2 separate regions of the Mus musculus genome follow, and region 2 is linked to region 1. A link is a loop called in an ENCODE intact Hi-C map of the cell type or tissue named here. Cell type or tissue: left cerebral cortex. All regions are shown on one strand. Links, peaks and the distances in the headings refer to the core of each region. The heading gives the core; the rest is flanking DNA. Region 1 has its middle 43 kb from the start of Gm33672. Region 2 holds the start of Lingo2 (leucine rich repeat and Ig domain containing 2).

Evidence for each region. Hi-C counts contacts between places; a loop is a spot of excess contacts. Peaks named below come from ENCODE experiments on the same cell type or tissue, not always from the same donor. Only the 100,000 strongest peaks of a DNase experiment are listed, where the experiment ranks them.
Region 2: it touches region 1 in a loop (3.0-fold over the local background); 4 of 42 quality-filtered maps call a loop at or near these places.

Annotation. Positions count from the first base shown.
Region 1 is chr4:35,366,928-35,378,737 of GRCm38, reverse strand. No RefSeq gene overlaps it. Among named protein-coding and RNA genes, the nearest start is that of Gm33672, 43 kb to the right of the region's middle. In left cerebral cortex, for the core only: a CTCF peak has its summit at 5,654 (motif pointing left); DNase peaks (open chromatin) are centred at 2,723, 4,111 and 5,650; H3K4me3 peaks cover 188 bases.
Region 2 is chr4:36,945,943-36,957,752 of GRCm38, reverse strand. Lingo2 (leucine rich repeat and Ig domain containing 2) reads left to right here and starts at 6,009. Exons shown (of 8, transcript NM_001165999.1): 1 at 6,009-6,672. It overlaps Gm12371 (predicted gene 12371), which reads right to left and starts at 4,787. Exons shown (of 2, transcript NR_151511.1): 1 at 4,623-4,787. In left cerebral cortex, for the core only: CTCF peaks have their summits at 4,891, 7,214 and 9,561; DNase peaks (open chromatin) are centred at 7,194, 7,911, 9,585, 10,216 and 5 more places; H3K4me3 peaks cover 7,262 bases; H3K27ac peaks cover 4,120 bases.

The sequences.
Region 1 (11,810 bases), core at 1,364-9,363:
ACCAAGGTAAAATTAGCATTGGTTCCGTATTTACGGACCGACTCGGCAATTTCTTTAATTTGTAAGTATTCTACCGGAGCGTGGACACGCCCACCCTCGGCTCCTTCAAAGACTGGAAATGCCTGTTGTATTTTCCTTTGTTCCTCTCTGGGAATGAATGAGTCTGCGCACTGCCTCTCTGCGCACTGCCTCTCTGCGCATCTCTCTGCGCATTGCCTCTCTGCGCATTGCTGACGCACTACGCAGGGCGGGGGCTCCGCATAGGGCGGACCTTGAAGCCGACTGCCCTGAGGCCAATCAGCAAACTGGCCTTCGCCAGCCGCTTTTGGCTTCCTTAACTGATTAGCTAGCACTTTACCTGGCTGGTACCCTTTTTTCTCATAATGAGCTGCTTCTTCCTCCCAGTCTGTTTCTTCAGAGGAGAATTCTTCATCTGCTTCAGAGCTACTAAGAGCTGGCTTCCTGAGCTCATCTAGTGACGAGTATCTCCTAGAGACCTCCGCTAATCGATCTTTTTTCTTTTCTTTTTTCTTTTCCTTCCTTCTAATCTCTCCCCAGGTATTCTTACCTGACCTAAACTTTTCCTCGGGTTCAAGACCCTTGGAAAGGCCTGTATACTTATTTTGTGTACCATATTTTCTCTTTGCTCCTACTCTCTCTCCCCGCTTTACTTCTGATAGATTGTCCTGAATTTCATCTAGAATCCGCCCTATCTTAACCACTTGATAACATGTGAAAAGGAACAAAAGGGCTTCTAACACTAGAAAAAATTCAAGGCCAAACATATTCCACTTTACTTCTGATAGACTGTCTTGAATTTCCTTAGAAAGTTCAAGATCAGACTTACCTCGTAAAGCTGTACTCACTGGTACTCTCGTTCCCCAGCTGAAAAGTTCTGAATTCATACAGTTGAATCCTTCTTAACAGTCTGCTTTACGGGAACCTTTATTACCGCGACCCGCAGTTCTGGTTCTGGAATGAGGGATCTTCCCTGCGCCAGTCCCGAGTTTTTTCTCGTCCCGGAATTCGGCACCAATTGTTATTAGACGCGTTCTCACGACCGGCCAGGAAAGACGCAACAAACCAGAATCTTCTGCGGCAAAACTTTATTGCTTACATCTTCAGGAGCAAGAGTGTAAGAAGCAAGAGAGAGCGAAAACGAAACCCCGTCCCTATTTTAGGAGAGTTATCCCTCGCCTAGGACGTGTCACTCCCTGATTGGCTGCAGCCCATCGGCCGAGTTGACGTCACGGGGAAGGCAGAGCACATGGAGTGAAGAACCACCCTCGGCACATGCGCAGATTATTTGTTTACCACTTAGAACACAGCTGTCAGCGCCATCTTGTAACGGCGAATGTGGGCGCGGCTCCCAACAACAGAAAGAACTGAGAGCACGTCAGGGGAGACCTTCTCACCCCACGGAAGTTCATACTGCCGTGTAGCCGAACTTCTCCAGGAGGCAGGTGGCCTCCCTGAGAATCTGAATTAAGTCTTAGGTCTTGCTTTCAGACACACGTGGGAATACACCCGTCAAATTTCACAGAGCTCCTGGGAATCTGCACAGCCTGCGAAGCCCTGAGTCGACCCCAGCCCCTGAACTGCTGGCCCAGAAGTAGACAGAACTTAAACAAAGCAGAGGTGGGCCAAGGGTCACATAGAGGAAAGCAAAGAGGTCCTTCCACTTTGCAGAGAAAGAAGTGAACAGCTGGTTTCCCAAAGCGGCCAGGAGTCTAAGGCCTCCTCTAAGGACATGTCACCAATGGTGAAGATGCTACAGAAAATGCTCGCAGGTGAGCATCACCTTGGGAAGATGACTTCAAGGAGGCCTAGACCTTCAACCTCATGTGCAGAGTAGGAACATCCCAGGTTACTATTTTAAGATCATGGGAGATACAGCTTCTTCAAGAGGTAACTATTGATATTTGTTTTGTTCCAAAAATTAACTATGTAAAATCAAGTGGATGTTCCACTAGAGTATGAGAAATAAGGAGAGAGAAGACTAGATTCGTCCCAGTCAGGTTTGTGAGGTGAAATGCCTGTGGTGGGTGCTAAACACCAGCTCACACAACCGTCGTGATGGAACCCCTTCAGAAACTCCTAGTCAATGGAAAACCAGTGAGCCCATGCATGCCCTACCTAGGGGTGAGCCCAGAAGCACATCCTGCTGTAAGCTTCCACTCAGTAGCCGTGACAGCGTGCACCTTGATTTTCCTGTGCCTCAACATTCAACTCTGTAAAATGGAATGATAGGAGTGATCATGGAGCAGAAAGTGATTGACTGACTATGAGACATAGAGCCCGGGGGAAAGGAATATATGCCTTTCCCCCTTGCAAAGGAGAGTGCCAAGGCTTGACTAAGCCTGCAGATGAAGCAATCATGCTGCCTGGCTATTCTACAAACAGCCCACTGCGAATGCCCAGTGGAGATCTATTGGTTCAGGTTATTTCAATACCATCCCCATTCTTTTAAAATGTGTGAAGTCAAGCCCTGGTTTCTTTATTTTTAGCAGAACAAAGAGTCTTTGTCACTATTTGGTGTGTCCTCATTGAGACCCAAACATATAGATTTCCTTGGGCTTTTTAATTGAGGAAGCAATTTTAAACTCTGTCAACATCGGCCTTATTAACCCAGATGGTGTTAATTTGCACAGCTCTGCTTAGCATCAGTGTGTTTCCTGTGCATTAAACAGGAGCTGCCTCCTTCTCCCAAGCCCTGCGTTCACCCACTCCTAAGACACACATTGTCCTAGCAACAATCTGCATAGTATGTGGATGAGCTCATAGAGATGAGTTGGAATCCCTTGAGAGGTAGAATGGTGTCGTTTAAAGACGCCTGTATTCCACACATCTGTATACATCTGTATGTATCCAGAGGGCAGAGGCATTAAGAAACAATGCAATTCACACTGTGTTTCAATATTGCCATGCTTCCCAGATTGCTTCCCAGTAAATACCACTCCTGACAGTCACCTGTAATTGATTACCCTGCCTTGGCCAGCAGTTTCTATTGTTGTTATTTGTAATGAAACTGGGAGCTCAATTCTCAGCAACATCCTAGGGTCTCTTAGAGGCTATTTTATAAAATTAAAGTTTTTCTTCTATTAAAAAAATAAAAAATAAAAGCTTTCTAAGTACAAAAGTCTGAAGTAAGCCTGGCTTGCTAATTAACTGGGAGGCATTAGTCTGCATACATTCTTAGTGCTTAATGAGGGGTTGAGAATAAGCTAGATTCTCTAAGCGTGTATTATCTGCAAGTCTGTGTCCAAAGGGCTTTGTATATGCAGTTTTGTCTAATTTTACTGTCACAACCAACCTTGGTCAGTGGTGCTGCTCTTGAGTCTTGCAGCACAAGGAAAACAACTTTGAGGCAGGAAGATTCATGATATCATCAAGCATACAAAGGCAGTGGCCCTGGGATTCCTTACTCTAAACCTTGAGGAGTATGGAGCGGGGAGTGGGGGAGCATGCACTAGTGTGTGTGTGTGTGTGTGTGTGTGTGTGTGTGTGTGTGTGTGCATTATAATTCTTTCTCTGGCTTTTTACCCTTGCCCTCACTTTTCCATTCTTCTGCCCACTCCCTTTCATTTTCCCAAGCTAAAGTTATCTTCTTTCAGACTGATAGCTTCCTCTGTCCATCTTTGTGACACAAAGCACAAGGGATCTCTTGGTATCATGACACCTGTAAGAAGCCACTGGGCCTTGAGGAAGGCTGGACCATTGTTGCAAATGTGTTTGTTCTTAAAACTTTTAGTTTGATTTTTGTTCCTTGGAAGAGACTCCATATGCATGTACCACAATCTACCTAACGTACACCCTGTCTGCCTGAGATGAAGGCTCGTGTCTACTGACTCCCAGTCAGTCCATTTCAAGACCCGGAAGTGGAGATCAGCACTGATACACTAAGAGGAGCTTATAATTACACGTGTGACTTCTTTTGGTTCCGCTCAATTACTGCAATCACCTTGTTTCTCTAAGTATCGACACACAATTTTCCATGCCTGTTTTCTTTCTTGGTCTTTGTCTGCTTATTGGCTAGAAAATCAATGTATGCACTCCACTCTCACACCTCATGAATCTGAGAAAACCGAACAAAGTAACGCTTCTGTGGCACAATTCCCCTGACCGATGCAGGTGTAGTCGCTCAGTGTCCTGTCGCTAAGGCTTCATTTTCCATTCTGAAACAAACGTCAAAGAGATGACCGTCCCAGCATCCTGGTGCTTTCTGTGTGTTAAGCTCCCAGCTGAGTAATTTTCAAACCCCAAAAGGCAGGTGCTCCCCTCTTTGTAGAGATGAGGAGCTGGAAAAGCATTGTTAAACACAAATAGGAACTGAGAAGGAATGAAATCACTTCCTGGGGAAAGAGATGAGTGAGTTGAGGTAGAGATGCTATGGGCTTCACTCCGATTGAGGCTGAACACACGTACTAAGCACTCGTCAACAAAGCTTCACCTCGTGAAAAACTCAGTCTTTCATCTCTCTAATAATTACTATTGCATGCATGGCAGAAAGACCATAGAGAGTCTAGACCATACAAAAATGTCCACATACGCTCAGGCTCTTTCCTGCCTCCCTTATGATTGCAGAGAGCACATTTGGAGGGTAGAGATACTCTACATGCCAGATATTTTTGGTTGCTGGCCCTTCAGGTTGGTGTTGATTTCTGTCTGCTAACCAATTTTGAAAATATGTACTTATTATGCAGATGCCCTTTAGGGCTATTGTAGCTCCACGGAGACCTATGACTTTCAGGTCTTGGCTCACAGACCATTGGCCCAAGTAATCGCTAAAAGCTGGTAAGAGTGTATTTTGTCAACTTGGATATCCTGCATGAGCACTACAAATCTTGCAGCATTAATAATAATAACCTCATTGCATGTTCCCATGGTAGATTTTCTTTTAAATATGTGTGTGTGTGTGTGTGTGTGTGTGTTTTCTTTTTGTAATAGTAATAAAAGCCAACTCCAATGACCCGTCCCTTCTCCAGGGGTGTTTGGCACAGTGATGCACGAGCCCACTTAGAGCACTCGGTGTGCATGTGTGACTCTCAGGCTGAATCCGTATGTCCCAGGCAAGCTCACATCCTTGAAAATAATGGCCTAAAATAGGAATGCTGACACCACCTTAACTCAGACAGCACAAATGCAGGGCTGTAATTTCCTATGCTACTTAATCTCCTGGTACAAAAACCTCTGCTGCTCGGGAGAATTCTTCATCTAGACCAAAGGGGGAAAAATATCCTCTCAAGGATGTAATAAGTTAACAAACCAAATTAGTATGTAGTGGGGTCTGTGGCTCTTATCATCCGCATTAACCTCGGGGCTCTCCAGGGCTAATATCTTTAGTTGTGCTGTTTCTTGCTTGCTGTCTCCAGACCACTAACCTTATTTCTCTGTTTCTCTATGGGAGAATTGAAAGCTCTGGTCTCCCCAAATCTCCCTCTGATTTTCATTCTCTTTGGTAGAGCTCAGCCCTCGGTGTCCAAGGTCAAATGAACTAAGCCCTTTCCAAGAGAAGCTTACGACTGACTGACACAAAAGGGGGCCACACTTTTTAGCAGACCCTTGCACCCACATCATTAAAATACTTCTCCATTAGAAATGCAACTTCTTTATGCACGCAAGGTCTTCAGCAGTAGCACGTGGAGCAGCAGCGCCACCTACTGGCTTACTTACCAACATGATTTTTGCTTCAGCGTTGGCTGAGGATTGGTCTAGGTTGTGTGTAACCAATACCACCTAAAGGGTGTTGCTCAGTGTGGAATGCCGATGCCTACTGAGGGTCAAAATTATGCCACATTAATATTTTTTGCTTTTATTTTCCTGTTTAATAGTTTTATTTATCCAGGGTCCATTTTTTTTATATGGAAGGAAAAATAGAAAAGAAAAAAAAAAAAAAAACCTGAAAACACAAAATGTTTCCTGTAAATCCCTGAATGACATCTTCTCCGGGACCCTGTGATTGCTGCAGCTCACCCTTACATGTGTCCCTGTTGGCTTATCGGGAGCCTGCTTGCACAGTCGACACTATGGTATATGGTCTGCTTCTGTGTCTCATAAAAGCAAACAGTGGTTCACTATGTGGTTTTCACCTATGACAGAAAAAAGAAATCCTGCTTTCCCTGAAGTTATAGGAAAGATGCATAATAAAATATCACACTGCTGAGCTACATGGATGGCTGAGCAGAACAGAGGACACACCACCCTTTCAGAGGGTCTGAATTCAGTTCCTAGTACCCCCTGTCACTCCATTTAAGTCCTGACGTTCTCTCCCAGGCTCTCCAGTGCCTGTTCGCACATGCATACACACACACAACTAAAAACAAAATAAAATTTAAAACTTTTAAAATGATATTGCATCATCGTACCTCATCACAGCTCACATAACAACATGATGATGGAAATACCTCACAAAGAAGATATGCGTGTGGCAGGATGAACGGCTTAATGATTGAATGAACTTGGTTGATGCTGTTGCCAAGGAAACCAAAGTCATAAATTCACCCTCCCCCCCAAGAGAAAGTTTACAGGTGCTCAGTCTCCCGGGGAGGGAAAGCTAATATTTACATATGCAAAGCACCTTTAGGGATATCTGCTATCCTACTGAATTAATAAGCTAGTCGGTTGTGATCCCCACTTACAAAGAAAACAGTGATCAAGCTTTTGCCTAAGGAGACAAGCCAATAAATGATAACTTAGGAATTCAGATCTATATCTGTCAAACGCGTGTGATATTTCAGCACTGTGCTCGGTTGGCTCTCTTGGGGATGAGTCCCCTAGTGACATGCGAAGAGTATCAAAGCATCAGCTGCTCCTTCAGAAATAACTCCATGGGCCTGCTCCAAGGTGATAAATAGCATCACCTTCATCAATGACAGGCAAAGAACACACTAGACACCGGCTACAGAGAAGACAGTTATAATACACCCTTCCCAGAAGAAAAATGGCAGTGCATTTCCAGAAGCTACGGTTAAGTTCATCCAGTCCTGCCTTCCTCTCACTCAGCAGGTGTCAGCATGGAAATGATGCTCTCTGTCCTCAAGAGCTTGAAGTATCATATCTCTCTTGAAGATTATACGCCAATATTTTCTTCATTTTTTTCTCCCTATTCTCTGCCCCACAGCCTCTGGTTTCACTGTGTTACCTGTCAAGCTTCCAATTCATGGCCTCACATAGTATTCGTGCTTCTGCCTCCCATGTAACTGTGACTGTGGCCTCACAAACATGGCTGGGTGACGCTGTCCTTGAAGTTAGTATAGATAAACCCATCTGCCAACAAGAACTGCCAACAATGCTTTTGGGGTCACCGACAACTTCCACCTGTAAAGATCCAAAGATTAATACTTTGTCCTCAACAGCTCAGGGAGGAGAAATGATGTCCTGAGGTCGAAAGGTGTTAGTCAAGGGTGATGTTGGCCCACAGCCTTATAGAGAGGCTAACCGTCTTGATATATGGTGAGCTTTCGGCTACATCATTGATTTTCATACAAGGCAGGAATAAATGTTAAAATTGCAGTACAGAGTCAGGCACGGTGGCTCATGCCTTCAATCTCTGTACTTCGGAGGCAGGGGCAGGTGGATCTCTAGGTTTGAGGCCAGTCTGGTCTACAAACAGAGTTCCAGTATAACCAGAAAAACTTGGTCTTGAAATAAAACATTACAGTAGAAGATTAGGACAAACAAAAAATCAGCAAATGGGTATTTTCCAGAATTTGGTATATTTCCTTTGTATACACATCTATGAGACAGATAAATGGAAACTTCCTTTAGACTGGGTCTCACTCTGTAACCCAGAACAGCTTCAGACTCATGCCAACTTCCCACCTCAGCTTCCTGCTACTGTCAGGACTGCAGATGTCGGCTACCAAACCTTGCTAGGTATACAATTTTTTTTAACCATTTGGAATATTCCTAACATATATAGATATGTACTCTGGGCATACATATTTTTATGCACATTCTTTTGTATTCTATGCATATATGCAAATACGGCTGTATATATGACATTTGCATATAGCCAGTTAAGAAAAATATGTTAATTTTAACAGTAAACTCTACAGTTACATCAGAGAAAGGGTGGAGCTTAGACAGAGCACTTTGTAAGTTTAACATAAGAAGTAAGCCCTTCCATCTCACCCTACCCAATCTGACACTAGAGCTTATGGGGGAATGAAAAATTACAAAACAAGGGGGTGGGGAGTATATGTGGAGCTTATGAAGGCAACAAAAAAGACATGAGCAGACAAAAGGGAACCAGGAAAAGGAGACAGGGACTCAGTGTGGTGGCAGAAAGCTACTCAGGTTAGCAAGAGCATGGAATCCAAGCACATCACCCACACAAGGAATCTTAAGGAATGAGTGAAAGAAGAGACGATTCCCTGCAATAAAGAAGAAGCCGGATTCAAACCAGTGGAGAGCCACTGTGTTTCCTATTTCCAGAGTTCAGAGACTGGGAGACTTGGGTGATCTATTCAGGCAGAGAGCTAAACTAGCACCTGAGTTCTGGCTTTTGAAATTCAGTGCATGCAGGCTTGGAGCTCACCCACAGCGTTCAGTGCTGATTCTTTGCAAGCCTTCCCAGGAGATTCCACAGACAGTCCCATCTACTTGCTCTTCTTGCTTATCTGGTGGAAATCTGAAGACCTGGGTCTAGGTTCATTGGAGTTGGATGGAATGTCCATGGCAGACAAGCCTTTGATTAGCAGAATAGCCAAAGGCCTCATGCAATGTGTTACATGTGAGACGCTAAGGACTTGAAGTTGGATGATGCAGTTGGAGGAACAAGAGGCTTAGGCTAAAGATATCAGGAGAGACAATTGGATACTACATGCAGTCACTTCTAGAATGACAGATAAATAAGGACGAAGTTCTGACCTTGTGTTGCCCAGCCTTGGCACTGAAGACAAGCAAAGGGAACTGAGACAGAAGGTCAGGGTGGGAGAGATACAAAGAGGGTCTTCTGTTTATTGCTTTTGTTGTAGATTCTTTCCTTTACCTTACTGTCGGGAAAACAGTCTTAGATTTCTGATGTTCTTCAAGGGAGGGTGCACAGGAGGTGATTAAAGCCACAAAACGACAAGGGAAAATTTGTCCTTTAATTTTAATACATTTTTTAGAACTTTATTACATTAAATTACTTCCCTAAACACACTTTGAGTCTTCAACCAAAATAGGAAAAAATTGGCTGGCTAGCAAACGCTTAACACCCCACTTCACACCTCTGCTGCTGACCCTAATGTAAAGAAAGAAACTGTGCAGCATGCCAGGAGGAAGTCTGTTGTTCTCCGAGTGACTGGCCTGTTCCAGAAATCCCAGAATCAATCCAATCAACAAAATATGAGGATAAGACACAGGCACAAAGATGCAGATGAAGGCTGCACAGTGCTGGAGCCAAGCCCTGCACTTAGGCATGGCACGAAGCCCCGTGAATTCTCGAGAACAACCTCAGCGTTTGTGACTAGAGTTTAGGTGGGAAATGAGCACAAGTTTGAAGATGACAGCCTAGCAACTGCATCTGAGCTCACGACGGATCCAGTAATTATGGGTAACCCTGCTCACAGTCAACAGATTGCATTAAAAGAAAAGGTCTAGAATATCGCATTATACTCTAATATAGTCTCAAAAATAAAGGAAATCATTTAAAAGAAAGAAAGAAAAAGAGATTTACAAGTGCATAAACCCTTCTTGGACTTTTTTTTTCCTGACCCAAAAAATGGGATTATTCCTCTAAATCTATACTATCAATCTTATCTATTCTAGTCTACGGTCAGTTCTCCAAGTGTGGGTTCACTGAGGATGACTGGAAGACGTATATTAAATGTGAATTTTTTTTTAAATATTTTTATTAGGTATTTTCCTCATTTACATTTCCAATGCTATCCCAAAAGTCCCCCATACCCTCCCCCCCCACTCCCCTACCCACCTACTCCCACTTTTTGGTCCTGGCATTCCCCTGTACTGGGGCATATAAAGTTTGCAAGTCCAATGGGCCTCTCTTTCCAGTGATGGCCGACTAGGCCATCTTTTGATACATATGCAGCTAGAGTCAAGAGCTCCGGGGTACTGGTTAGTTCATAATGTTGTTCCACCTATAGGGTTGCAGATCCCTTTAGCTCCTTGGCTACTTTCTCTAGCTCCTCCATTGGGGGCCCTGTGATCCATCCAATAGCTGACTGTGAGCATCCACTTCTGTGTTTGCTAGGCCCAGGCATAGTCTCACAAGAGACAGCTACATCTGGGTCCTTTCAGCAAAATCTTGCTAGTGTATGCAATGGTGTCACTGTTTGGAAGCTGATTATGGGATGGATCCCCGGATATGGCAGTCTTATGTGTCAGAAATGTCACTTCCTGCTACACTCCCCATTCATTCTTCCTTCCTTAATTTCTCTTTCTTTTCTCCTCTGTGTAGTCAGTGTTTCTGAGATACTGTCTCATGTACCGCAAAGGGTGGTTTCAAACTTCCTAAGTGACAAGGGTAATCCTGAACTCCTGACCTCTGATCTCAACCTCATTTATTTGTATGTTCAAGTTTCAGAATCAAGTGGAGAAATCTTCGTTTTCCAAAGACTCCAAGCCAGATATTTCAGGGGAAATACAGTTTTCCTTGGGTCGTAAACTTAAACATTAGCTACTCTGCAAAGTTTATGGAAACAGGAAGGCATTGGATCTTTTTCCTATGTGTGTAGCTATGAATAGATGTAACCTTTGGTCTAGAAAAGGAATGTAATTCTTAAGCACCTCAGAGTGATTTTATTGTGGAGTGGATTCTACCAATTAAGTTGTAGAGAATAACCAATACATCAACGAGAGAGAGAGAGAGAGAGAGAGAGAGAGAGAGAGAGAGAGAGAGAGAGAGAGGAAAAGATAAAGGAAACTGCTAAACGAAAACTCCTTTGGCATCAGAGCTCTTCAGGCCTGTGTAGGCAACATGTGTGCTGTTGTCCAACTGCCCTGGCCCAGTGGATCGATGCCTGGGCCTGCTGAGGAAGCTCTGCATCTATTCCTTTCCAAATTTACAAGGCTCAGTTTGGTGGTTTTCTTTTTTCCAAATAAGGTAGCATTTTACAAAATTGTTTCCCCTCCTACGAGTATGTTCCCATGTCAGAAAGCCACAAAGGCTGCTATTTCCTGAGCTGTCATTGTATTCCGTGATTCACGAAGATGCCTTCCCTCTAGCAGAGCTGCAGGTTGATCGTGCTTTCCCACTAAGGCTTTCAAAGAATACAGGCATTTTCTACTTTTACCTGTGGGATCTCTCTAACTTCAGCTCCTCGTGGTCCTCTTCTTGAATGAAGCTCATGTTAGACTCAAAGAACAGTAGCTATGGCCTCGTCTCCACCAAGAATTCTAGAGCTGATACAAACAGCATAACTGGGTCCCTTGGGTGTTACAACAGCAAGTCTTAGCAATCACTGGAGACAGTGGTCTCCTGTGAACCAAGACAAATCAGGGACCGTGTAGCTGTAAGCTAAGCCTGAATTAGAATCCTGGGCACTTCTACAGATGTAATATGGAAAGTCACACATGCAATACTGAGAGTGATGAGCAGCAGACACATGTTGGGAAATTTCAGCATCTTAACCCATTGGCAAATGTATGGAGCAAATGCTATGGAGGCTTCTTGATATCTCCTTGTTTTCTCTCAGCCATGACTAAGGGTCAGATTCCCCTGTTGGCTACAAAGAAGTAAGGTACCATTCTGAGAAGGTCAAATGTCCAAGATGCATAAGTGGCCTCTATGTGCTATTAGATGCTCCTGGAGGACAACCATTGAGAAAACAGACCATAGACCTTCAAATGCAAACAACTGAACC
Region 2 (11,810 bases), core at 2,586-10,585, 1.6 Mb before region 1:
ACACAACACTGTGGTATAAGATAATAGTTTAAATTTAAGTGAGTATAGCAATAAGGATAAATCATTAGGTGTTGTGTTCAAATTGTCTGTGCTGAAAAGCAATAGGATATTTAGGAATGATTTTATCAGTCTTGATAATTGGAATGGTAGTAATACTGACTAGTTTAGGAGGCTGTTGTGAAATGCAAAAGAACAATGTGTGCTCTACAATTAGCACTGTGTGAAGCACAAAGGGAAGACTGTAACTATTACTGACATTTACATCTACTTATCTCCATGTTTTTCAGGAGCCATGTGCTGATTTTGATTTGAGGAACTTGTTATGAGCAATGAATACAAGTTTTCGTTCTTCCAGTCTTGTATCTAATAGAGATCTTTATGATGTCTAAAACCCTGGGCTCTGCATTGAGACAGTGAAGGTTCAAACCTTCAGTACTATGTAAGCAGCTTTATTTCCTTGAGAAAATTACTTGGTATTTCTGTAACTGTTTTCTCACTTATCAAATGAAGATAATATGTTTGCTGTAAATTAAAAGAATCAAACCCTGTTTGTTTTTCTTTTTTTTTTCAATTTTCAAGATGTGAAAGTGTTCAGTAATGGGTAGCTATTATATGAATGAAATCAACAAATGCTGAGATTTTCTGCAAGACTGAAATGTTCAAATGAGACTTAAATTCATCAGGACACCATAGGCAGCATCAAATCTAAACTGAATAAGTTCAAGGATATAGACAAGAGCCTAAGAACAAACTCTTTTTCGTTGTTGTGGCCTACAATACATCTCTAAGTAATGTATGCAATGCATACGCCACAGAGTGAACACATCTTCATTTGATAACCCAGAGGTAGACATTAATAATATGCTGCCATTCCCCAAGAAGCCATTCACTATCATAATCCTAAACCAGAGCTATCCTGATAAAGGTACTGCAGTGACAGAGCTCTTCCTCTCAGTGAACATGATCAGTCTCTGCTCAGAGAAGGTCTAACAAGGGTGAGTCTTGCCTGATGCTAAGGACCGAATGTTCCTTTCTCTGAGATGGTGAAGTGTGCCCTCCATAAACAAGCACATTGAAAACCTAGTCTCTAATATCACCGTACTTGGAAATGAAGCCTTTGGGAAGTAAAGAGGGTTAGATCCCATGATGCAATTGGCTCTCTTAGGAGGAATAAAGAACTCTGTTTAAACACACTGAAGGAAGAGCGTTCAGGGACACACTTTCAGAAGTACTGTTTTTAAGTCAAAGAGACAGCTTTACCAGCCATAAAACTAGAACACTGGTCTTAGATGTCTAGCTTTTAGAATTGTGAGAAATAATTTTCTGATGGGAACCTAAAGGATAAAATTTTGTTATAGTATCCCAAGCCTGAGTATTTCCCTCACTTCTCCCAAAATTACATTGTATAGTAAAAGAATAAATAGGAAAATATATTATAAGCCACAATGAAAAGCTTCCAGTCATTATTCTACTTCCTTGGTTATAAACAATGGAATAAATGCAAGATCTTCTTAAAGAAAGAAGGTGAGATAAATACAAGATGTTTTACATATATAGTAACACATAGTCAGACAGACAGACAGATATCTGTAGGACATCTTGCATTTATCTCATACTTATATATATGGTAAAACATCCACAGATACCCAAATTAAGGAAACATCTCACCTCCATACTGTTTGTCCTCTTATTTTACAGCCACAACAGGTTTTATTTTGATTTGAAGAAAACACCTTTCTGCATCTGTCTATTTTCACCTAAATATTTTACAGAGTCATTAATAAATATCTCAACATCTTCATCTTTTCCCTGTAGCACCGTAGTGTAAATATAATGAAATGCAATGTTCCTATGGCAATACATGTTTAAAGAATAGTTCACAATATGTGCTACTGAAAATGACAACTATATTTTTTTGTGGAATGTTGACATGTCAGTTTAAATTCAATGCCATATGTGCTTTTAATCTTTGAAACTTTATCATTTAAATACTTTGGTAGTAGTACTTTACATGAGATTGATCTCCAGTAAAAATTTCAGGGCACAGAATGATTTTTCATCAATAAAAATGTCAGGGTACAATACAATGCTTTCAACTATATACACCAAATAGTACATTTCTAGAATTTTCTATCAAAAAAGGTTTATTATTTGTTGATTTTAAGTGTGTCTCTCTGTGTGTGTGTGCACGTACATGTGTATCAGCAAGTGATTTCAGGTATGCATGGATACCAGAAGAGGGCCTCAAATTCTGTGAGGCTTTAGTTAACCACTGAATCATCATAATAGCCACATTTTTATAATTTATTTACATACTGAAAATGCAAAATAGAATTCCATTCTACATTTTTACACATGGATAACAAGATGAAAATAAACAATGAAAAGTTACGAATAACGATAAAGACATTGTAACCTGAGCCCTAATCTCTTCAGTTGACACCTTAGCATTTCATATTCTGAGGGGAATAATGGCAAGAAATGATGGTCATGTTTTAAACTGGAATAGGAAAAAGTTAACTCTTTCAGTATTTCTTTTTTTTCTTTTTTTTCCATTTTTAATTAGGTATTTAGCTCATTTACATTTCCAATGCTATACCAAAAGTCCCCCATACCCACCCACCCCTCTTTCAGTATTCCTATAAGACAAGTAGGAACCAAGAAAATTGCATAAAATGAAACTTATTGTAAATTATCATACCATTTAATTCTGCATTCATCTTTTGCCTGTAGCACCATAGTCTAAATTTAAATATAATAAAATGGTCCCCTTTAACTCTGAATAACCACAAATGTTTGTTCCTGAATGATAGAAATGAGCAAGACAGTTAAAAGTAAAGACTTCATAATAGAGTGGGCATAGGTTCCATGCGTACTTATTTATGACAAAATAGTTTCATTACCTCTGACAAATTTGCATAAGCATCAGTTTTCCTGTCATCTGAGAACACAGAGCATCACTAAATTGATGTACACAAATCACATGGCAAAACAGTTACTTGTCACTCCATTATCTCCAGGTTTGTTCTCCATGGAATTCTTTACTAGGTGTCAAGGAAACCAAATCATAACACACAGTCCACCATCCTTGCTCTCCTTGTACACCATGGTGTAGGAAATATTAATAAAGGAACATTTTTAATATGTAACAAAGCCATATCTTAATTGGATAGCTGTTTTGCTCCTGGGGAGTTAAACACTAGAGTAATCTTGAAGAATGAAAATTCCAAGTCAGGCTACATTGAAACAGACACACCATCTATGCAGAACACTATTTCCCCTTTTCAAAGAATGTGAAGAAACACACACACACCGGAAGGATGCTGTTGCTATAATCTGGCATTGGAGTCTATAGGATCTGATGGTGCTTTCAAGTTTCAACCCTTTTCCTCAATTCTGCAGAAAGATATTTAGATATTTAAAATAGTATAGAAGAAATGGTATAACTCTTCTAAACCAGAAATTGGCTTTGTTTGTTCTCCCATTAAAGTGAAATGTGAAAGTTGATGGGGAAGAGAAAAGGTGTGGCTTTTATTTCCTTTCATTTTGCATAAAGAATAACAGGTGTGCTTAGTTTTTCAACAACCCAGCATATTGCAGAACTTTTATTTTCACGGGAGGGGTGAATGAATGACTGTTTATTGCAGGTAGGCAGTAAAGATGCAAGTTTTTCAAGTGGCTGCAGGTGCTTAACTGCCTGTCAAGAATACTCTACTCTGTGATTATCGATGCTCCTCACACATCCTGTAATCCCAAACTCAAGTAAAAATACTCCTCTCCTTGGAGTCTTGGGCGGGCACTATGTGGCACCCTTGGAACAATCCACTTAGCATGCATGAAAATGACCTACTTTACTTTTTAAAAGAGGCATTAGTAACAGCTTTCATGTCAACAGTAGCCAGGAAGATCTCCTCAGTCCAGAACCTTTCTGAAGAGCTGTATGCTCAACAAAGGAATCATTTGATCTTTGCAATGCACGTCCAGTTTTGTTAATTGAAAGAGCTATACAATGAAAGGATTGCCTTACGTAAAACTGTTCATTATAACCCGTAGCCCCAATTCAGTAACCACAACAGTCACTTATTAAAGAAAGAAAACAATTACAGTTCAGAAAAGTCCCAAACCTATGACCAGAACACAATTCATAGATAACACCAAGTTCAAAACCAGCTTAACATTCCCCACTTAAAACACTGTTGGAAATGCAGGTGCCCAAAACACACCCTAGCATATCAAACCGAAATCAGTTGTATTCTTATTTTCAACTGCTTAGCATTGCTCCAGATTTCTCTCTTTCTTCACCTAGACTCCCTCCTTGGGTGGGTTAGCTTCTAGCTCTTCCCTTCACTGCACAAGGAAAGTCAACACTGAACTCAAACATGCAGACTCTGTTGGTGCTGTTCCTTTAGCAGCAGAGCAAATAGCTTGTGGTTCATTCCTTCCAAGGGGCAGTTTCCGCATCATCCCCAAACTCAGGAAGAATGTAAGGAAGTGATTCTGCCTGGTTGTCTCACACAGGATTCAACACGCTGACTCACTCAAGAAACTCAGACTGCACTCATGCTTTCAGAATGACACTCGACCGGACCCTGCATACTGCATGGTTGTTACTTCATCCTTACCTTAACATGCTTGGCTACTCAGGCAATGAATAGCGTGGTCGCAGCTCCTAACAACACAAGTTTCTTCTTTTGCTCAAAATCCTCCTCCCTTCCACTATTGCAACCTACAGTTTCTCCTCCAAGTGCTCACATACTGTATTTTCTTATTCTCAGCCAGCCAGCTTCTAACTCAACTGGGAAAGGACCACTCAAAATACCCTGGATCTTGAGAGAATAAGCTCTTGTAGAAACAGCGGGGGAGTGGCGCACGTCCCTCCTGCAAAGGGTCCTAGCGCCATCTCTATGCAGTATCACTTTTCGTTTTCTGTCTCTATCCACAGAGATTTCGGAAAGACATTGAAAGAGAAACCTGCAGCCTCCCAGCCTTTCCAGTACTTGGGAAACAGAATAATTGCAGCAAAGCTTTGGTGAACTCGAGCGCGGCATATAAAGAAAAATCAGGGTTCCAAATAAAGGAACAAAATAAAACAATCAAGAAACCATCGTAGCAAAAGTTTCCGTTTTTTTCCGGAATGATTTCCTGCTCTCCAGTCCAAGCAAGACAAACTTCCAGAGGGTGGATTCTTTGCAGGGACTTCTGGCGGATCTCTGATTTCTTCACATTGTGGTTTAGCGGGCCCATTTGTGCAGTAACCAGGCATCCCTGCCTTAAGTACTGAGTAAGTGCAGTAGGAGCTACCAGGAGACATATTCCACAACCTCTTGCCAAAATTTTGGAAAGGGAAACTAAATGGGCTGAATCTCCATGCTGCCCCATCCCCACACCTTTCTCCCGCTGAGTCTTTCGCTTGCTACCATCCAGTTTTTAATAAAAGCAGAAAACCTGAAATGAGTCCTGATCCAAAAGCTGCCTAACACAAGTCCCTGAGCAGTTCTTTGCAAGAGCATGTAAGTGAACTTCAGGAGCTCTTTGAGACAAAGTTACACCGGGAATGAGCACAAGGGGATGTCGCAAGATTCTGTTCAAGAAATGATGCCCAGGCTCTTCGGTTTAAAGGATGTCAAGGAGCCCCTTTCTCCTTAGGAAGGTGTAGCAGACACTCCACCGAAGAAGGGCTCTGGTGCCCCGGAAGGGTGGTGATGGGAAAGTGTCTGAAGTCCTGCTCTCTCCACGTTCAGGGTACCTGGAGAAGAGCTGACCACAGGAAACAGCCAGAAGTGGAGACTCGAGACAGGGCGGGGAGATGGGAGGTGACAAATCGGACTAAAGTACTCCTTTAACTGTAGAGGAGGGACGATGTCGCCAGCCTACCCATTCTGGGAACCCCCGGTGAAGGCTTTCTTCTGGCTCTCGCCTGTGGCCTGGGGCCGCGATCGCGAGGCTGGGCGTGCGTGTTGGTGCGCGCGCGCGGGAGTGTGCGTGTGAGCGGTGCGTGTAAGCCGGGCGTGTGTGCGCGCAGTCCGCGCGCTGAGTGTGGCCGCCGGGACCCAGCAGCCCGCCGCCCGCCCGGTGTCTCTCCTTCCCAGCTCCTCAGCCACCTCACAGGGCCTTCCACCACCCATCCCTTGGCTTTCCGGCCTCCGCTCAAAGTTTCCTTGGCGCAGACGCTTGGGCGCAAGGGCTGTAGCCAAGACGCCTTGGTGGTGGAGCGCGATCCTCGGCGTGGCTCTGCTGCCAGCACCTGCTCTGCACCGAACCTGCCTGAGCGCAGGTTTTCTTCCCACTTGGCGGGAGCAGGGGGAGGGGTGCGGTGGCGAGAATCAGAGAGGAGCCCCGGCTCCTGACGGCGTACCCAGCTTGGCTATCCGACGCATCTGTGGGGTCACGGAAGAAAACTGGATCCGCAGCCAAGTTGCCTGAGCAGGGACAGGGAAGGTTTCCACGGCCATCCAAGGTTGTCCCTGTATCAGTCGCCACAGGCGTGAGGGTTTGGAGACACCTAGACTGTCAGGGCTTTAGAACCGACATTCCCTTCCTGACCCCTTTGAAAGGAAAAGCTGACAGAGCTGAGGCAGGAGGACGCCTAAAGAAGCCCGGAGACTCCTGTGAGCTTCATCCTCCTTGGCTTTGGATTTTAAGGACACGAAGGGGCATGAACAACATGTCAAGGTAAGAGACCGCAACCCAGCCGCTTGAATCTCCTGAGAGAATAACTTAAAATAGATGCTGGGATGCGGCGGGGGTAAGGTAAGTTACATGGAACCCCCTGGGCTGTTGTCACGCAGCTGCACAACCCGTGTGAATGGCTCCCGGCTGGTAAGTGGAAGACCAGCCAGACCAGCCGGTGCAGATGGTTGAGAACCGGTCGGCAAAAGGGAGTGTCCTTTCTGCACACTTCTGGATACCTACTGGGAACTGCATCTGGAACTGGATCTTCTGTCCAGGCTGATTTACATCTGGGCTTGGCTCTTGTTTTGTTTTGATTTTCTGTTCTGGTAAGGTGTTTCTCTAGCTCCTCACACCTATCCCATCCTTGCGATAGGGAGCAGTGGGCCCGGGTCTTGTCAAGAATTGAGTGGCAGGTGAGGATGGAGCAGGCTGGCGGGATGCAGAGCTCGGGAAGTGCACAGGGCGGCCGGGTCTGCCCTTGCAGCAGCCGGCGTCGGAGCACAAGCTCCGCGGGTAAACTGCGGTTCGCTTGGCCTCCGCTAGAGGCTCCCAGCGGGCGCGGCGGAGCCGGTGGGTGTGGGGGCGCCGGGCGGTGGAGTGGTTGCTCGACGAGCGAGCCTGGTGGCTGAGGCGGCGCGGCATAGGGGGTCCAACCCAGCCTGGGCGGGAGACGTGAGCCCGAGTCCCGGCGCACCACCCAGCTGGGCGCCCCGTCTTCGGGAGGCGAGTCGGAACCCAGGCTGTGCTCTGGAAAGCGGTGCGGGGAGCCAGAGCCACTTCGGGGATGCAACCATAGTCAGCGCCCTGAGGGCATCCCCAGGAGGTAAAGCCTCTCTCTCCCCTTCCAACCCAACCCAAGGTCTTCTCAGGTCTCAAAGGGCAACAAGGGAAGGGTGGGAGGTAATCTGTGAGGTCCCTTTCTAAGGAGCCTTTCCGTTTTCTCTGTGGCTTTCTGGGGATCATATGAACTAATCCTTGGTTTTGCCTGCTACTCTGGACACTTGCTTCCTTTAAAGGCAAGTTTTGTGTCTATTTTAAAAAAATGTTTCCTACTTAATATAATTTTGTTGCCAGAGAGTGCCCAGTGGCTGGCCATCACTAATTGCTTGGAGCTCAGCAAGGCGACCTGCTAGGTCCCCTCTGAGCTGAGATGGACCAGAGTGCAAAATCCCAGGGTTGGGGTGTGGTGAAGAAAAGGGAGTACCACACCCTCTGCTCTCCCTCCCCTTTCCTTGTCACCTGCTTGGGAAGTCGCCCATTCAGCCTTTGACTGAGCTCCTAGCCCAAGGGACCTTCTCTGAGAACAGAGGAAAGCTGTTGTAAGACTTAGAGAGTAGGGTAAAGGATGAGTAGGGATTCATGCCCAGAACATGGAGGGGTGGAAGAATGGTGAAGTTAAGGCAGTGGAGAAGGTGGGGGCAGGTTGTTGGGAAAGGGCCTTGAGTTCAGATTATTTGTGGAAGCAAGATTCTTCACATTTCACAGTGCCTTTGACATTTTCTAGTATTTTCAAAACCACAGATCTCTCTGATAAGTACTCACTTAGCCGTGGTGGACAATGGGTATATTTAACTGTAGTGTATAAGCCACAAAAAAACGTAAATATATATTTAAGATGTTGTGCATACTTGGTGAGAATATCCTATCCCTGTCAGAGAGCTGAAAATACATTTTCCAGGGTGCCTTGTGAAGTTTGTGCTTATCACGTGTGGTCATTTTCGACTCTAATGAAATTTTAGAGTGTACTAAGGGTGGTCTTTACAGCTCTTGAGATATTAACCCTCTTATGAAATAGTACTCAAAGGATAGGGGGAAAGATGGATCATTGTATTCTAGGAATAACGAATACAAGCCAAGACCCAGATAAAGATACTGGGCCACAAGATAAAAGTGAAAAAAAAATCAGAACTAAGAAGCAACGGTTAACATTTAAAATAGAGCTCTTTCTCAGGGTGCTCTCAACATCTTTATTAGTGTATTTTATTTTCAATACAGCTGAATGCAAGGCAGACAATACTGAAGCTCTTCTTGCTGAAAGCCAGCATATATGTATTGGGATAATGCCAGGTATTTTCACCTTAAAGTTCTTAAGTGAGGCAATTTCCTATTGATGAAGTGGTTTAGTGATCATTCATGTGGAAAGCATCCATTATTTGCCTATTGATTAATCTAAATATGGAACTTAATTTTTATATAACACTTGTAATTTAATGTCAATGGAAGCTAGAAAATATATCGATGCTTTTTATTACTGAGTGTTTGTTACACACTATCATCTGGGCAACATTTATGTAAAGTGTTTCAGGGGAAGCAAGAATAAATGGTCCCCAGAAAAAGAAAAAAAAAGTTAGTTCTTAAAATATATTACCTTGGAAATTTTATGAGCATAACAATATCTTTACTAGTCTATGTAGTTATCCACACAGGCAGCCACAAAGCATGTATTTGTATTAATAAACAAAGTAAATTAAAATTTTGAGTTCCATTAGGTTTCTGAAAAACAACAAAAAGCAAAAGATTTTTTTTTAATTATAAGAAATATGTTTGAGGTTTAAAATGCCTCAATTTAAATAAAATTTGATTCAATCAAACAAGTGATTCTATTTTGCGATCTCAAATTAAATCTTGAGACACCATCTCTAAAATATTTTCTCCCTAGTAAAGGGGATTTTAGAAAAGTCCAAATACTAAATACTTCCAGGAATGCTCTGGAGCTGAAAATGGCCTGCGTCCTATGAAACTTCACGAGTGGAATAAGAACTGATAGGACGTTGTCACAAATTAATTGGCTTGATGCTTCAATTAAAAACTGATTATTATTTGGCTCTGGTAGTCATTATGGTTGATTTCATTTGCTCTCCAGATATTCTGGGAAAGGACAATAGGTGGAAATGTTTTCCTGCAGTACAGGGAGAGGCAGTCACTGGACGCAGACAGGCTTGTCAGTTACTGATTCTCCAATCTGGTTGGTTTTATCCAGAAGGCAGAATGTTAGATAGGAAGGACAATCAATTTTCTGATGTTATATGAACATTCGCCTCATTTTAAAGTCCCCAATCTAACTTGCTTATATAGTGGTGAGATGATACATCACCTAGTCACATCCTTTTATGACTTAGGGGTTACTTCAGCATTATGAACTTCAAATTCTGTTTAAACATAAAACAATATATATCCTAAAAGAAAAAAAATGGAATTTGTAAAAGATGTTTCTTAAGGAAATAAAAGTAGAGCAGCAAAGACAGTTACGTCCTAGGTCTCAGCTTGCCTTTCCCACTGAACTCACCCTCGTAATCTCAAGATTTTATAGTTTATATATAAGATTATTTTCTTAAAAAACAACACAGATGCTAGCTATTTTACAGTTAGTAGATCTTAATTCATTTTTAAATAGGTGGTAGCCATTTAGATGCCTTTTTCATCTGGCATCAACTCCCTTGCTGTTGCTTCTGGGAAGCAAAGAAGGATGAATAGTCAATGGGCATGAATGGGCTGATGTGGAGCTTCTGTGTTTCTATTTCCAGTGACTTAGATACATTGTAGTGGCCAGTGTTTCTAAATGTGCCCTGTTCATCCTGAGCAGATTGCTATTGGCAGTTGGCAGTGAGTGCATCTGTTCCAAACAACATTTGGGAAACTTTAATTCCATCCAAGCATGTATATACATATGCTTAGATGGAATTAAAGTTTCTCAAATATATACACACACACGTGTGTGTGTGTGTGTGTGTGTGTGTGTGTGTGTGTGTGTATCTTCCATTAAAGTCAGGTAAGTTACTCAATATCCATGAACAACAGTTTTAAAGTATTTACCTTGTAGGCATCTGCTCTGTAGCTTAATCTATAATTCTAAACTCAAGCCTCATGTAACATTTTAGTTCTTACAGTAGTATTGGCAGTAGAAAATCTGATATCCCCTCTGACCTATTTCATTTTAGTGATTTTAGTGTCAGTAATCATAGAGCTAAGTCTTTATTTCATTAAGTTAGTTAGCAAGAAACTAGTAGATATTGATAATTTTTGCATTGTAATAAAATTCTGAAACTTGAAATAATTATAAAGTCCCTTGAAAAATTATGAAGACCACTATGATTTGTAACTGGAATGTAATTTGCTGTGTTTTTAGGTGCATTTACTGGCTAATATTAAGCACAGCCTAGCTGTATTACTTGTAAGTCAGATATCATTTCCTTCTTTTGAGCTTTGGATTCACTGTCAATATGAATTTACTTTCATTATAAAATGAGTAAGGCTAAATGCAAGCCTAAGAATCCTGGCTAGAAAACAAATTGCATTTTGGTTCCGATAATAGAATGTAATATCAATCTATCTATAAAGAGAGAATTATCATCATTACAAAATTAATAACCAAATTCCAGCATAGCAGAAATATATGCAGAAATTTACAATTCCTATCACATCCCAGATTCTAGACATGGCACTACAGAGTAAAAGTGTAAAATGGATTCTAAATTGGACTGCATAAAAGGATTTTGTGTCTTCATACAGTTTCATTTTAATATAATGTAACTATGGTTAGCATCAAGGTATCTATCTAGTAGCCAGCATGAGAGGAAATAATAAGCATAATAAGTGTATTGCTCCTGGTGTACCCTGGGAGGCAGCAACAGTGCCTTTTGGGAAATGTTGATTTTGAAATAGAGGGCTTCATTGTTCAAAGGGAGGTGCCTTTACTATCCTAATACTTTTTTTCTAAACTTGAACCATATACATATACACACCCTTGTGTGTGTGTGTGTGTATGTGTGTGTATGTGTGTGTATCACAATACCCAGACACATGAATATGTGTACAGTGAGGAGAAAGATATTGGGAAATTGGTTAATTTGAAGACATATAATGACTAGAACTTGCTTATGATTATAGATCACATCACATATAGTTCATTTTATACATTTTCTCTGTACATAATCATGTTTAGTCTCAGTTGTTTTTAATTATATAAATTAATATGTAAACAGTAAGTGATGATAATGTTTTCTATTTTATATCTGAAAGATAATGGTATTTGTGATTCTTTTATTGTTTGAGAATTTCAAATATGTAATTGGGTCAAATCTACCCCCATTCTGTTCTCTTTAATTTCACATCTAACAGCCTCCTTTTCTCCTCTTAAA